Regions from separate parts of the Homo sapiens genome. Here region 2 is linked to region 1. The links are chromatin loops, found by intact Hi-C in ENCODE. Cell type or tissue: MCF 10A. All regions are shown on one strand. Each heading gives the region's core, and the rest is flanking DNA. Links, peaks and the distances in the headings are about the cores only. Region 1 has its middle 18 kb from the start of MAP7D3. Region 2 has its middle 26 kb from the start of MIR934.

Region 1 (8,345 bases), core at 225-8,224:
TCGTGCCTCAGCCTCCTGAGTAGCGGGTTTACAGGCACCCGTTTCCAGACCTGGCTAATTTTTGTATTTATAGTAGAGACAGGGTTTCGCCATGTTGGCCAGGCTGGTCTCGAACTCCTGACCTCAAGTGATCCACCCACCTCAGTCTTCCAAAGTGCTGGGATTACAGATGTGAGCCACTGCGCCCAGCATATCACATTTTTTTTTTTTTTTTAGCCCTTGATGATAAAAGCTCCATTCTAGACAAGAGACCAAATTATTACACATTTTCATCCTGCTTTCCTTGAAGACTTCTCATCAGAAATATATGAGAGGTCCAAATACCCTGCAAATTTGCCAGCGTTTCATATGAACAGTTTTGTCTTTGTTTTAGTTGTAGCCATCCTAATAGGTATGCAGTGGTATCTCACTGTGGCTTTAATTTGCATTTCCTGAATGACTAATGATGTTGAGCATCTTTTCATGTGCTTATTTGCCAGCACTATGCTTGGCACATAATAAATGCTCCCTTCCAAGATTTTGGGTGGTTTCTACCCACTGCTTCCCAAATGCATAATTTCAACAGGGGCCATCTAGAGACAAGGATTTTAAGTTGCAGTTGCTTGTTTGGGAAGAAAGGCATGGGGGAGCTAGAGAGAAGAGTAGATCTCCTGAAACTTCTCACGCAGCACACTGTGTAGTGACCACAGACTTCTGGTGGGAATAATTGTCCTAATTCTAGCTGAGTGTAGTGGCTCATGCCTATAATCCCAGCTACTCAGGAGGCTGAGACAGGAGGATTGTTTGAGGCCAGGAGTTTGAGACAAGCCTGGACAACATAGAGAGACCCTGTCTCTGCAAAAAAACTTTAAAGACTACCTAGGTGTGGTGGCACGCACTTGTAGTTCCAGCTACTCTAGAGGCTGAGGCGGGAGGATCACTTGTGCCCAGGAGTTTGAGGCTGCAGTGAGCTATTATTGCACCATTGCACCCCAGCCTGGGCAACAGAGTGACACTCTGTCTCAAAATAAATAAACAAATAAATGGTTTTTTTAATTGCTCTAATTCTAAAAATTCTTTTTAGTACTAGCTTCTTTGAATTACATATACAAACATACACACACACATGCATGCACACACACACGCATGCACACACACATGCATGATCAGAGGCAGTTTTTTAAATTAAATAATTGTTTTTGAGTGAATTGTACAGTAAAGGCAGATAGCTAGATTGTAGGGGAGCTGTAGCAAGTCGCTGAAAACCTGCCCACATGTCCTGCATTATTACAGTTATGATTCATATAAAATGAGATGAGAACATTTACTATCCTTGCAATCTTCCCTTCACACTCTAAAATGAAGTCTCCATCATTTCTCATTTATTTTGCTGTTGTTTTGTTTTGTTTTGATTTTTAATCACCAACTTGATTCTCAAAGCCTGGAACTCAATTACAAAGTTCATTTTGACTTACCAAATATTTACTGGGTACCTAAAACATGCCAAGCACTAGGCTAGAAAACATGGGAGAATTTCATGTTAAGTAAGACATTCTCTCAACCCCTGGAGGGGAACTTGTGGTCTATGTGCCCCTCAGGCTTGTTTCCGGAAACAGCTGAAAATTCTGCTTGTACTCCAGACTTAGTACATGGAGTCTAGGCATGAGGTGAGTCCTCTATTTTTTTTTTAAAAGAACCCTTTTCTCCTTTGATGACCCTCCAAACACAAAGCTTCCTTTAGTTTCCAACTCACTTCCTCTTTTTTAGCAACATTCTCAGCTTGTATTCAACTATTTCCTGTTCACATTTTCTAACTGTCCTGTTAATTATTCTCTGCCTTAAGAAAAACCATAGAGTAACAACATAAAATATTATACTTGATTTAGTATATATTATTTGCCTAAGGAACCAAAAAAATGTCAAAAGAGGGTCGTGAGAGGTCTAGGCATGGTGGCTCATGCTTGTAATCCCAGCGATTTGGGAGGCCACGGTGGGTGGATTACTTGACGCCAAGAGTTCGAGACCAGCCTGGCCAGCATGGTGAAACCCCATCTCTACTAAAAATACAAAAAAAAAAAAAAATAGCCGGGTGTGGTGGTGCATGCCTGTAACCCCAGCTACTTGGGAGGCTGAGGCAGGAGAATTGCTTGAACCCAGGAGGTGGCGTTTGCAGTGAGCCGAGATGGTGCCACTGCACTCCAGTCTGGGCAATAGAGCGAGACTGTCTCAAAAATAAAGGGGGGGGGGGAGGTGAGAGCAAGAGTAAAATCATTGTAGTGCATATTCGGTTCATATTACATAGATATAGAACAGATGATAGATGAATAGATACATACATACATACATACATACATAGATTCTTGTTTAAGGAACCTCTTCATCTAAATTGGTAATTCAGTGAGAGGAAGAGGGGATTGTATTTGACAAACACAAGAAGGAAGTCCATTTATTTCAGTGAATAATTCTGTGCATGCTTGTTTATTACTGAAGAGAATTTTGTGTGTGAGAGAGGAAGGTTTGAATTACTTAACTACACAGTCAATTCTTAATTATCCATGTTAATAGACAGAAGCGATTACTCTGATAATCTGAAACAACAGATAATCAAAAATTCTTCCCCTTAATTAGTCACCTATCCTCCTACAGTTTGTCTCCCGCTCTATCCCCACCCAGAAAACAATTTTCTGTACATTAGGGAAAATGTTTTCCAGAGGTAATCTCTCCCCTTACAGGCAACTAGCCTACCAAGTGATCCATCAGTTTCCTGAGGAGAGGCTGTAATCCTGGAATGCCTATGTGTTAATTTACAACAAAGTCTAGGGATGGCAAGGAGGGAATCTCTTCCTAGAGTTAAAAATATACATGTCCACTAGTTAGAGGATACACTCACCTCCTGCCTCCTGGTATTAGTGCATCTCAGAAGCCAAGCCTTCAGTGAGTATAGGGCAGTGATTAAGAGCTGAGATGGTCAGGGAGAGCTATGTGACCTTGGGCAAACTGCTTTCTGAGCCTCAACTTACTCAGCTATAAAATAGGGGTCATAATAATTATGACTTCATTGGGCTATTGTCAGATATATGAGATAACGACTGGAAAGTCCCTAACACAATGAATGCCCTTGGTGATATCAGCTATTATTATCATCATTATTGTTATTACTTAGGTTGTTGACAGTGCAAAGAGCTATTCCAGGCTGGGCACAGTGGCTCAAGCCTGTAATCCCAGCACTTTGGGAGGCCAAGGCAGGCAGATCACTTGAGGCCAGGAGTTTGAGACCAACCAGCCTGGCCAACATGGTGAAAACCCATCTCTACTAGAAATATTTTAAAAAATTAGCTGGGTATGGTGTCATGCGCCTGTAATCCCAGCTACTTGGGAGGCTGAGGCATGAGCCTCTCACTTGAACCCGGGAGGCAGAGGAGGTTGCAGTGAGCCATAATTGTGCCACTGCACTCAAGCCTGGGCGACAAAACCAGAATCTGTCTCGAAAAAAAAAAAAAGGAATCATTGCAAGAATGGGGGCCATCCAAACTAGGAGCTGTGAGTTTGCTGCAAATGATTAATAATAATAATAAAATATTTTGATTTTTAAAAATACATTCTAGCAGATTCAAGTTATCCTGCAATAAGCTTTGCTTCTCATCTCACTTCTGATATTCTTTCCTAATAGCAGAGGAAACCGTAAGATTAGATCTGGTGCACTGGGAGCCCTGGGCACTCCCTGATGGGTGGGAATGTATCTGATGAAGATTGAGATCTGTTGACTGGGGGGCCTTTATACTCAGCCTGACCTCTCTGAGTCCTGATGAGAGATTTCTTCCCTCATCCCAGTAGAGAGCATCTTCTAGTGCCTGAAGCTCCCAACAGCTTCAGTTTCTCCAGATTTCCAGCCAGACCACCCATTTCTCCCTACCAGAACGACTTGGCTTCCTTATATATGTTCATATCATTGATGGTATCTCCTAATATTGCTCCAGACTGAAGGTGATTTTGCAAATATCTAATCTCATCCATTTTGGGTGGATTTGATCAGACCAGGTTTCAGAGTTCTGAGACTAGTCTTCTGTCAGTCTTGCCTATGTTAACTACCTTTGTGACCTTGGTCAAATCCGTTTTCTTCTGTGCTATGACCCGGGCTGCCTTAGAAATTCTCTGATGATGGTTCCTTCCTGCTCAGACTTAGGGTTCTAGGATTCCAGCTGGGAGAGGGAGAGGATCAGTAGGAAAGGACACAGTGTAAGCAGATGTTTGGAGGAAACCAAAGACTTCCTACTTAACACTTAAAGACCTCCTACTTAAAGACCTCCTCTTTAATAACTCCTACTTAACACTGCCCAGAGTAGCTCTTCTCCTGATCCCATTTTTCTCAACGGAAGAGATATTGGCTTGCATATACTGAAGCAAATGCTGCAATTTTAACATATTAGTGAAATCTCATAAGTTATTAATATTTGGTAAACTGGATGATTTCTGGTCTTTTTCCCTGGGCCTCCACAGAAGGGCCTGACCTTGCATGATAGCCATCTTCCTTTTACTCGCTAGGTGGCAGCAACACTCAGCTTTGCCAAACAGGAAAAAGGGTCCTTATTGTCATTTCTGTGATGATCTCTGCCATCTGTATGTTTGATTTGGGAGCACCTTGATACTTTGCATTTCTATTTTTATTTTTCTGGACAACTAAAGTTTAACTCCAGTTACAAGTAATCACAAATAACTGTAAGGATTTCAGAAAAAGGAATTGAATGTAAAGCCAGGAAACAACCAGCACAGTAACTGATGAATGGATGATGAAATAGAGCTGGAAAGACTTGCCCAAAGTCATACAGGTAGTTAGTGGCAGAGTGAGAACTAGAAGTCTGTCTCAACTCTCAACCCCAACCTCTTGCCCATTTTTTTCTTTTGGGAGGTGAATATACCCAATAGTTTCATGGAGTAACTATGGACCCTGGGGCAGATTCGTTAACCTCTCTAGGCCTCGAGTTCTTTGTCTGTAGTATGGGGATAATGATAGTAGCTACCTCATAGGATTCTATCAGAATTAAATGAAACTATGCCTGCAAGGGGCAGGGAGGCACGTCATACTCAGGCAGGTGTGTCACCCACAGGAATGGGCAGCATACACTGGGATGCCTGATGGCATTTTGGACCACAGCTTTCTTTGAGAGAGTCTCATACAACACTCCGCACATAATTTGCCTTCTTTTTTCCACATACAGGACAGTGCATGCATTTTTAACAAACACATTTAAGCTATATTCCAAAAATAAGAAATGAGAAAGGGGGACTGATGTCCAATGAAAGGATGTCCAAGGCCTCTTTCAATGTTAACAGTCTCTGAATGCAATGTGTCTAACTCCAGGTTTCTCTCTTAGCAGAGGAAGTGGGAGAGAAAGTGCCTCCATCAGTTGCTATCACATTGCCTCAATAACCCACCTATAACAAAGACCTGAGGTAGAATAGTTGGCTTTCCCTGATTATTCTCTGAGTATTCTAGGACAGTCTCTGAGTACCACACCTGGTACTCTGGCTCCCTTAAAATATGCACAAAACCATCATGAACAGAAACATCAATACAAGTGAGTCTCATACAGGTAAGCATTGCATTTGCAAATATCGCAGTGTAATCATAATCAGGATCCATTCTCAGAAATTTTTTTTTTTTTTTTTTGAGACAGAGTCTCACTCTGGCACCCAGGCTAGAAAACAGTGGCGCCATCTCGGCTTACTGCAAACTCCACCTCCCGGGTTGAAGTAATTCTCCTGCCTCAGCCTCCCAAGTAGCTGAGACTACAGGTGCGCACCACCAGGGCATGCTAATTTTTGTATTTTTAGTAGAGATGGGGTTTCGCCACATTGGACAGGCTGTTCTCGAACTCCTGACCTCAAGTAATCTGCCCACCTCGGCCTCCCAAAGTGCTGGGATTACAGGTGTGAGCCACCATGCCCAGCCATCAGAAATTATTCTTAGGACCAAAGCTACTGAGTATCTCCAGAAAGCCTAGGGCTGAGCCGGTTTTGTGGCTGGTAGAGTCCTACAGAATCACTGTAGCTAAATTAAATCCAAGTGATCTCAATGCCTTTCAGTTACAAAGTGCATATGTTATTTGTGTAATGTTTTGTTCATTTTTTACAAGGCACTTTGGGAGTATTTTTAATCTCATTTGATCCTTAAAACAACACTGGAGTTAGTGTGGCAGGTTGTAAGTCACCATCTCATAAATGAGAAGAATATGAGAGGCAGAACAAGATCAAGTACAAAGGCCTTCAAATCAGACAGACTTGAGTTCATATCATAGCTCTGGTACTTCCCAGCTGTGTGACTCCAAGCAAGTTAAATGGTCTTTCTAAGCCTCAGTTTCCTCCTCTGCAAAAAGGGGCTAATAGAGTTCGCTCCAGGGGTTGTTCTGAGGATTAAATAAGATAGTGAATGGAGGCAAAGGGTCTTGATATTTTTTTAATTACTTATTATAATTAAATCATTGACTATTTGTAACAGAAGTCAGGACAGGCACCCCAAATCCAGTGGGCTAAATGTTCAAATTCAAGGATATGGATTCACAGATCCAGAGTCAGACTTTTCTCGCTAAAAAAAAAAAAAAAAAAAGACAGTCTTTTCTTATTAGCTAATCTTTGATACCAAAATCACCTTTTTGTCCATGAATTTGTGTATCTCCAATGTTTGATTTGGCGAAGGACTTTTCATGTTCCCACTTCTGTGTGTGGGTTTTGTGAGATTTTGCCTAGTATTGATATGCAGAAACTGTTTGTCCTGTTGTGTATCAGCATGGCCATTTCTGCTCCAAGATTCTGCACAGAAAGAGTAAGTTAGAAAAAGGCCAGGAAGGCCAGGCACGGTGACTCATGCCTGTAATCCTAGCACGTTGGGAGGCCGAGACGGGTGGATCATCTGAGGTCAGGAGTTCAAGACCAGCCTGGCCAACATGGTGAAACCCCATGTCTACTAAAAATACAAAAATTAGCCAGGTGTGGTGGTGTGTGCCTGTCATCCCAGCTACCTGGGAGGCTGAGGCATGATCCTCTCTGTTGAACCCAGGAGGCAGAGGCTGCAGTGACCTGAGATCCTACCAAGGCACTTCAGCCTGGGCAACAGAGCAAGACTTTGCAAAAAAAAAAAAAAAGACAGAAAGAAAAGGCCAGGAAAGCACTAACAGTGCAGAAGACAGGGTGGGGTAAGTAGGGGTGGGGAAGGAAGTTTCAGCCAAGAATTCTCAAGTTGCTTTTCTATGCCTGGAGAGAAGAGTTAAACCACGTTTTTTTCCCAATAGTATAGACTCGATGGGGTGCAGTGGCTCAGGCCTGTAATCCCAGAGCTTTAGGGAGCTGAATCAGGAGAATCACTTGAGGCCAAGAGTTCAAGGCTGCAGTGAGCTATGATTGTGCCACTGCACCTCCAGCCTGGGCAACAGAGTGAGACCCCGTCTTTTAAAAATAAAAAATAATATTGTCTCCCCATCACTGATGACATGCAGACACACTGAACTGGTGGTATTTCTCTGGAGAGCAATTTGGTTTGAAAGCTCTTTATACCTCTGCCCCCATTGCTGAGACCACATTCCGAAGAAACAATCCCCAAAGGAACAAGGGGATAGAAGGTGAAAAACTGTGTAAGATCATTCCAAGCCCAGCTGTTTATAATGGTGAAAAACTGAAAACAATCCAAATGTTCAATAATGGTAGAATGTCTTAAAAATGTAGTCTATCGACCAGATGGAATGCTATTTAGGCATTAAAGTGGTAAGTATGTGGTAAGTTAAGTGAAAAAGGCAGATCACAACATGGTATGGACATAAACATTATAACTATGTAAACCTGATATGTAGACATTAATATAAAGGAAAGAGGCCGGGCGTGGTGGCTCACGCCTGTAATCCCAGCACTTTGGGATGCCGAGGCCAGCAGATCACCTGAGGTCAGGAGTTCCAGACCAGCCTAGCCAACATGGTGAAACCTCGTCTCTACTAAAAATACAAAAATTAGCCGGGCGTGGTGGCAGATGCCTGTAATCCCAGCTACTCGGGAGGCTGAGGCAGGAGAGTCACTTGAACCCAGGAGACAGAGCTTGCAGTGAGATGAGATCACGCCACTACACTCCAGCCTGGGAGACAAGAACGAGACTCTGTCTCAAAAATATATATGTGTGTAAAGGAAAGAAAACGTGTGTAGTGTAGGGAACGAGCTACTGTGCATGCCACTTTATAAATATTATCTCATTTAATTCTCATAGCAACTAATCATTTTGTTCTTTTTTTTTTTTTTTTTTGATACAAGTTCTTGCCCTGTCACCCAGGCTGGAGTTCAGTGGCACGATCTCGGCTCACTGCAACCTCCACCTCCCAGGCTCAAGT
Region 2 (8,345 bases), core at 311-8,310, 310 kb before region 1:
GGCACCTGAGATTCCCCTGGCTAGAGAAGCTGTGTGCTGGTATGGTGGGGTTGGGTACACCGGGCCATTTCTTCATGGTTGAGGTCCTTGTCTACTCTGGCCCAGATGCCTTCAGGGTCTGATTGTTAAGATGGTACACAACAAAATGCTGTGTTGCAACTCTTTCAAGGACATTAATTAATTCATTCACTTACCCAAAAGCTCTTACTTAGAGGGCATGATAAATTTCAGGTGCTAAACTGTGGGTGGGGGATGGGGTGGTTCCCAGTCTTCTGGGGAAGACAAACAATTCCAATAGCGCTGAAGGAGTACACAGGACAAAAAGGACATGATAAAGGAAGAGTTTCTAGAGATGTTGAATCCTAAGGAATGAGTAGGAGGGAGCTCCCGAGGCAAAGAGAGCTGAGAAGGACATTCCAGGCAGAGAAGACAGGGAAGAAAGATATGTTTCTGCTGGAGGCCACATGCAGATCAGTACAGCTGGGGTATTACGTGTGATGCAGGGAGGGGTACAAGATGCAGATAAATAGGTGGGCAGGAGTCAGATGATGAAGGACCCGTGGGTCACGCTAGGGAGCTTGAACTTCATCTTATGGGCAGTAGGGAGTCACTAAAGCAATGTTTCTGTTTTTGGCTACATATTGAAATCTCTTCGGGAGCTTTAGCAATACTGATGTCTGGATGCCAAACCTGGATATTCTGATTTAATCAGCTTGGGGTGCAGCCCTGGCATCAGGATATCTGAAATCTGTCCAGGTGATTCTACTGTGCAGGCAGGGTTGAGAGTCACTGCATTAAAGGGTTTCAAACAGGGAATTGACATTCTTTGGGGCTTGTTTTTAGAAAGCTCATGCTGGTACAGGTGGATGAGTAGCCAGAGGCAAGAACCAGCTTGAAGGCTATTACAATAGTCCAGGTGAAAGATGATGTAGAACTGACCAAGAGCAGCAGTTGCAGTACTGAGAGAGGTTTAGGTTGTTAAATTGGCAAGACTTGGGTGATTGACTATCTGTGTGGACTGAGAGAGAGGGAGGAATCAAGAATGACTCCTACAGAAATTTGAACCATCATACATTGCTGGTAGGGTTGTAAAATGGTGTGCTCACTTTGAAAAATAGTTTGGCAGTTCCTCAAAAGCTTAAACGTACAGTTACCAAATGACCCAGCAATTCTAATCTTGGGTATATACTCAGCAACTCTAAAACTAAGTAAAACATATGTCCACACAAAAACTTGTATGTGGATGTTCATAGCAGCATTATTCATAGTAGCCCAAAAGTGGAAACAGCTCAAATGTCAGTTGCCTGATAAATAAAGAAAATGTGATAAATCTATGCAATGGAATATTTTTCAGCCACATAAAGGAATGAAGGACTGATACATGCTACAACATAGATGAACCATGAAAACATTATGCTAAGTGAAAGAAGCCATCACAAAATACCATAAATTGTACAATTGCATTTATGTGAAATATACAGAATAGGCAAATCCAAGGAGACAGAACACAGATTCATTGTTTCCAGAGACTGGGAGAGGGGACGATGGGGAGTGACTGTTAATGGACAAGCAGAACTTTTTCGGGTGTGATGAAATGTCCTAAAACAAGATTGTGGGACTGGTTGAGAAACTTTGTAAATTTACTAAAAAGCACTGAATTGTACAGTTTAAAAAGGCAAATATTATGGTATGTGATATCTCAATAAAAAAGAATGACTTCCAAGTGCCTACGTTGACTGGCTAGGTTAATGCTGATGTCAGAAAATAATGTAGAGAACACAAGTGAAGAAACACATTTGGCAGGGACTGTTGCCTGTGGGGCCTCTAGGTGCTGATATCTAGCAGACAGGTAGATTATGAGGTTGGAGCTTGGGCAGATGTCTTGGCAGGAGACAGAGATTTTGGAGTTATCAACTTGGAAATAGATGGTCATTTATGTTGTGGGAAATGATGCAATTACATAGAAAAAGAGTGTAGTGTGTGAGGACTGGAGGCCAAGCAAAGATCCCTGGGGAACACTAGCATTTAAGGGGTGGTAGAAGAGCTCATGGAGGAGCCAAAAGAGGAGCTGTCAGAGCGAATTGAGGAAAAGCAGCCAAGTGGGAGAAGGGGATTGCCATGGCATCCCAGAGTATTGACATAGAAGGAAGATCCAATTTAAATATCACTATATAATTAAGTCTCTGCTCATATTTCTAGTACTAACCCATACTGGCCCTGTTTTAAAGATATGGATAAGATGACTCATTCAATTATAAATCCTCTACAATAGACGCTTTTACAAATCCTGGTCCTTCTGACAGTTTTATTCTGCCCCCAACCCTACAAAGGCAGAGGTCACCTATCCAGGGCAGAATTAGTTCTTCCACTTTCTGTAGCCCCATTACTTGTGCGGGTACTCTTGGAGACAAGGAGAAGAGGGGCTGTCCCTGGAGGACTGGAAAAATGAGCTATCAGAGTGGACTCTGTATAGAGAGCTGGAAGGGTTTTTCCTGTTAATCAAGCAAGAATAACTAATCAGATGTTACTTTAGCAGCACTTAGCACCTTCCTTGATCTACATCTCTTCTTCCTACTTGCCCCAAGTTGTTCTGCCTCACGTGTTGACAGTAATATTAACAGCTGACCGCTGGGTGCAGTGGCTAATGCCTGTAATCCCAGCATTTTGGGAGGCTGAGGTGGGAGGGTAGTTTGAGCCCAGTAGTTCAAGGCCAGCCTGGGCAGCATAGTGAGACCCCCATCTTTATAATAATAATAATAAAAGAGCTGACATTTATTGTTTATTATATGACTGACATAAGCATTTACTTATTTGGTCCTCAAAATAATCTCGTAAGTTAAGTACTGTTATTCTTCTCATTTAAAAGATGGAGAAAATGAGGCACAGAGAAGCTAAGTAATTTGCCTGATGCAAGAGAGTGGTACAGTCAGAGTGGACCCAGGCAGCCTGACTCTAGGAGCACTTAGTCTTAACCATTACCCTACCAACCTCTCAGTAAGCAGCACCAAGCAGTGTGGTGCAGCAGTAAAGAGAGTGAATTTGAAGTCCATCGAGTCCAAGCCTCTATAACCTAGCACCTAGCTGTGTTACATTTGGCAACTCATGCAACCTCTCTGAGTCTCAGCTTCCTAATCTATATAATAGGGCTATTACTATCTGCCCTGTAAACCTCACGGATTTGTTGTGATGATGAAATGAGATGAGACATGTACTGAGTGGACAGCTACACCTATAAAGTTCTGTGCTTATTTTCCCAGAACCTCACTAGACAGTTGACACAGAGTAGGAACTCAGTACTGCTGATTGAGGGAAAGCAAGGATTTTTCTCACACTCTCTTTCGGCATTTGCTGCACTTTATTATAATTCTCTGTTTGAGAATCTATCTTCCCCACTAGACTGAGCTTGCCAAGGATGAGGACCAAAACTTGTCATCTCTGACTCCGTGGCACCTAGCTCAGAACGTGGCACCTAGCTCAGAACCTGGCACCGAAAGGGCACTCAATAAAAGGTACTATTTAGTGGTAGTGACAATAGTAGGAGAAACCCCAGAAGCAGCACTTTGAATGAATCACTTCCTCGGCGACTACAGCAACAGCCTGTGGCCAGCAGAGAGCAGCAGAGCCCCCAAAGCATAGACCTGTGCATAGACGATGCAAGCCTCTGTGCCTGTGGCCTGTCTCCTTTCTTCTCTAACCTGGCACAGTAATTGGCTTGTCTCTAACAGGATGGAAATTGTGCTTGGTTTGACTAAAATGTGCTTCCCCTGACACCTAAGCAGTTTGCAAATTTTGTCCTGAAACTAGGGCAACAGGACCAGTTTTAGTCACCAAAGTCATTCCCAATGTTACACAGCGTCCATGAGGTCTGAAACTCTCCGGGGAAGGACAGTGTGAAGGGCGCTTAGTATTTCCTTCATTCAGAGCTAAATTCATTTGACAAAAGATCTTATAGAATTTTGAAAGAATTCCTGGCTTTAGAAGACTGATAACTGATGACTTCTGCTTTAAAAAAAAAGTTTGCAAAGTTCTTTCAGAGAGAACTTTTTAGCTACATAATATTTTGATATCTTATGGGTAAAAAGAGAGCCAAATGAAAGCTCTGAGTCAGGAGTCATTAAAGTGGTTGAGTGGATGGTAATCATTTTAGCTAGTAATGGGGAGAAAGGACCAGCATACTGGAAAAGTGGTCTGTTTGTTTCTGCTAACTGATGGACCAACCTTATTATTTTTTCCATTTGACATCAGAATGGGCCTGGAACTAATGGCCCTTCAACAGAAAGCAAAAGCTCTTCTATTTATTTACTTTGTACTTTGGCTTTTACATGTTTCCGTTTTAATATCTTTTAATTACAGCAGTTAGTGTACCAGTTAAGAGGATGAGATTTTGGAGTCAGACAAAACCAGGCTTGCATCCCTGTTCTTCAACTTACCCAGCTGCATGGGCTGGACCACTTACTAAACCACTCCAAGAATTAATTTCTTTATCTGTCAAATAGCACACTAATTCTTGCCTCCAAGGGTTATTTTGCTGATATAATGAGATGATGTATCTAAGGCACTTAGCCCAGAGCCCACCACATGTTGAGTGCTCAGTAAATGGTAGCCTTTATTGTTCAAATATTATTTTAAAATTCCAAATACGCATGCACACAAAATTATGAATTCACCTTGAGGATACACAATGGTTAGGGTAAGATGCCAAAATGAGCCGTGATAAAGAAATAAAGCTCAGAGGGATGGGGTTAATTGTCCAAAGTTAGTCATAAGTGCTGGAGATATACCTTAAGCCTTCATCTATCTGAAGCCAAAGGCTCTATACCTTATCACCAGAAAACCAAGCCTCCCCCTTTCAACTTTGTTCAGGAGGAGCAATCTACTCTTGCCTCCAGCCTTAGGTCCCTCCTCAGAGCCCTAGTATCAGGGAATGCCCTGCACCCCCTTGCAGGTCCATCCCCGAGCCCACTACTCTAACTGACACTGGCTCCCAGGAAGCTGAGCTGTTTACCCAAGGTCACACAGTTGGATGAGCAAGGGCACCTGGGGAAAGAGTGGTAAATTGATTATTCCTTAGCCTCAAACTAGTGCTTCTGGAACATAGAGTAGAATTAATATTTCATGCAACCAGTCATTCACAAACATAGCATTGGGGATGCAGTGATGATCACGGCAGACCTAGCTCATAGTCTAGTGGGGAAGACAGACAAAGAAATAGTCACCTGGGATAAACACAAAGTGACCTGTGCTGTGACTTGGTGTCAAGGAGATAGGGGAAGCCCATGGCGTCATGGGATATCAGAGGAGGTTAGCTATTCCAGTCTTGAGAAGGTCCAAAAACAATCTGTAAAGTTCATTTGTTTTATTTGTTGGCCAAGAGTAATATCAATTGGTCAGTGACACAATGCTATTTTCATTCATTTATTTTTTGGGGAAAAAATTTACTGAACTAGGTTGCTGTGCTAGGCATGATAAAATACAGAGATGGCTCAGACATGGGCATTGTCCTTCTGAAAGCTGGTACTTTCCTTTAGGAAGTGGGTGACAATGGTGCTCTTCAGTTTATTCAGAATTACCAACTCCATCAGCTTCAGGTAACAGAGAATAATAACCAAGGCTGAATAATCCATTGGATGGACTTCTGCCTGGTTAAAATATCTGTTGATTATTTGTTATTATTTGTGTCACAAAGTGTGTTGGCTTATAAGCAGGAAAGCACACCTGAATTTCTGAAACCTTCTGCATGATTATATGTTATGGGATTAGCTAACAGAATATCGAAGACTGATCGTCCTTTGGCTTTTGAGGGTGAAATGAAACTTAATGTCAGTGATATGAACACGCATGTTAATACTGAGATTTGCTCTACCTGCCAGGGGGCAGAGCACTTAGGTAGGACACGCTAAATTGCATTAATGGAGAGTTGAGATATTCCCAGCTGTGCTTCTGGGAAACTAATGAGGTTCAAATGATGTGCTTATTGCACACCTCAGAATATCCCACCAGGGCAGCTCTTGAATATAATTTTCTATGCTCTTTCGCTGGTTTGGGAAGGCATTGCTGCTTCTGTGCCCTTTGTTTACTTGTTATCATGTTCATCTTTCGCTATTTCTGTCCAGGTGCTTCCTGAAAGTTCCATCCTGGAGCTTCCAACCCTGCATTTCCTCCTGAATCTTTGGGTCTATAATAGGAACCTGGACTTAATGAACTTGAAAGATCAGAAAACAGTCTTTGTGGGTCATTTGGAAAAAACTGACATCAATTATCTCAAACCGTAACTGTGATTCTGAATTTCCACTCTGGGTGGAGTTGGCCACCCTGCTTGGTAAGTTATCTAGAAACTGTACTCAGAGGAGCTGCTCCAAGTCCTCAGGGAATTTAGCTCTTTGCTAATGAATTTAATAGGTCATTGGGATTTGCTTCTCTACCTAGGGAGAACTCTGCAACATTTGTTCATATTTGAAGGTTTTAATCAACCCCTTGTCCAGAATGACTGCACTAAACCATAGCTTTTGGCTCTGGGCCAAGGGAGCTATCCCAATTTGCACTTCTCCCAGCTGGTCTTGAATCTCTCTGTCATTCTCTGGACAAGTTGAAGAATGTCCTTTCCAATAGGATAACTTCAGTAATTCAGTCCCCACTGACTGCCGTCGTCTATCTCTTTTGGCTCTCTGCAGCTGCAGAAGAGTGGAAAGAATGTTGACTTTGGATTCAGTCCAAAGAGGGCTAAAGTCGAGACTCCACTACTTTCTAGCTGCATGACCTTACACAGGTGACTTCACCCCTCTGAGCCTCCAGTTTCTCATCAGTAAAATAAAAATAATAATAGTCCCTCCCTGATAAGGTTATTGTGAAGGCTAATGAGATCATGCACATAAAGTGATATAATGTGACCAGCTGTCCTGGTTTGCCTGGGAACGAGGAATTTCCTGGGACATGGGACTTTTAATGCTAAAAGCGGGGTAGTCCCATGCAAACCAGGATGGATGGTCAACCTAGATGAGTATAGTATGTTGTTACCCTACTTTGTCGTTATCACTGGAATAGCCACCATTTCCAGGTCAGGAGACCTCCACATGTACATCTGGTCCACATAATTAATGGATCCAGGCAACCTGTTCCACTTACATGAAAGTCAGGGATTCAGAGCTTTGAATTATAAAGTGCTGTATGTGTTTAAACCATTACTATTACTCTCATTATCTATGGCCTCACATTCCAATAATGGCAGGTTCAATGGTGAAACATATAAAGCCATTAAAGGCAATTCCACATTTATTGAGTGCCTGCTCTGTGAAAGATACTGTGCTAAGCATCAGAGGGAGAACAATGTACTGGGGGAAACAGAATAATAAAATTACAGTTTCTCTTTTTGGGGAAATTCTTCAATGAAGTTTAAAAGGTCACAGCGTATGTTCTTGGCACCTTTGTTGAAAATGAGTTCCCTGTAGGTGTGTGGATTTGTTTCTGGGTTCTCTATTCTGTTCCATTGGTCTATGTGTCTGTTTTTATGCCAGTACCATGCCATTCTCCATGATGTGCTTATTTCACATTGCATGCCTATATCAAAATATCTTATGTACCCCATCTTACATACCCCATAAATACATATGCTTACTATGTACCCATAAAAATGTAAATATCTCCCTCCCTCCCTCCCTCTCTATATATAGAGAATATATATAGAGAGAATATATATAATATATATAAAACATATAATATAATATAAATAATATATAATATATAAATATATAATATAAAATTATATAAAATATATAATGTAATATATATTTATTATATAATATATTATAATATATAATATATATTATTAATATTTATAATATATAATATATAATGTATAATTTTTTAATTTTTTTAGAAACGGTCTTCTCTGTTAAAAAAATTTTAAAAAATATATTATATATTATATATTATACATATTATATATTTATATATAATATGTATATATATACATGTATATATGTATATATTTACATGTATATATGTGTATATATATACATATAATATGTATATGTATATAATATATTATATAATATATAATATTATATACTATACACATAATATTATATATTATACATATATATATTCACTGAGATGGCCACTTAATATTTGTGCCCTTTTAAACTTTCTTTCTCTAGAGAGAGTGAATTCCAGCTCAGTGGATTGTGAGAAAGTGAAAACAATTGTGTAATCAACAGCCAGCTCAGGATATAGAGCATTACCAGCACCGCCGAGGCACTCCTCCCCAAGGCCTCCTTTCAAGCCACTGCCCACTCCCTCCAAAGGAAACCTCCACTTTTATTTTTATCTTGGTTATGTCCTTTGCTGTA

What was found. Peaks named below come from ENCODE experiments on the same cell type or tissue, not always from the same donor. Only the 100,000 strongest peaks of a DNase experiment are listed, where the experiment ranks them.
Region 2: a loop joins it to region 1, with 6 times the contacts of the local background. A loop is called at or near these places in 13 of 110 quality-filtered maps.

The regions. Positions count from the first base shown.
Region 1 is chrX:136,264,820-136,273,164 of GRCh38, reverse strand. No RefSeq gene overlaps it. Among named protein-coding and RNA genes, the nearest start is that of MAP7D3, 18 kb to the right of the region's middle. In MCF 10A, for the core only: a CTCF peak has its summit at 4,521 (motif pointing right); a DNase peak (open chromatin) is centred at 4,514.
Region 2 is chrX:136,573,027-136,581,371 of GRCh38, reverse strand. No RefSeq gene overlaps it. Among named protein-coding and RNA genes, the nearest start is that of MIR934, 26 kb to the right of the region's middle. In MCF 10A, for the core only: a CTCF peak has its summit at 3,601 (motif pointing right); no DNase peak of the experiment used is centred there.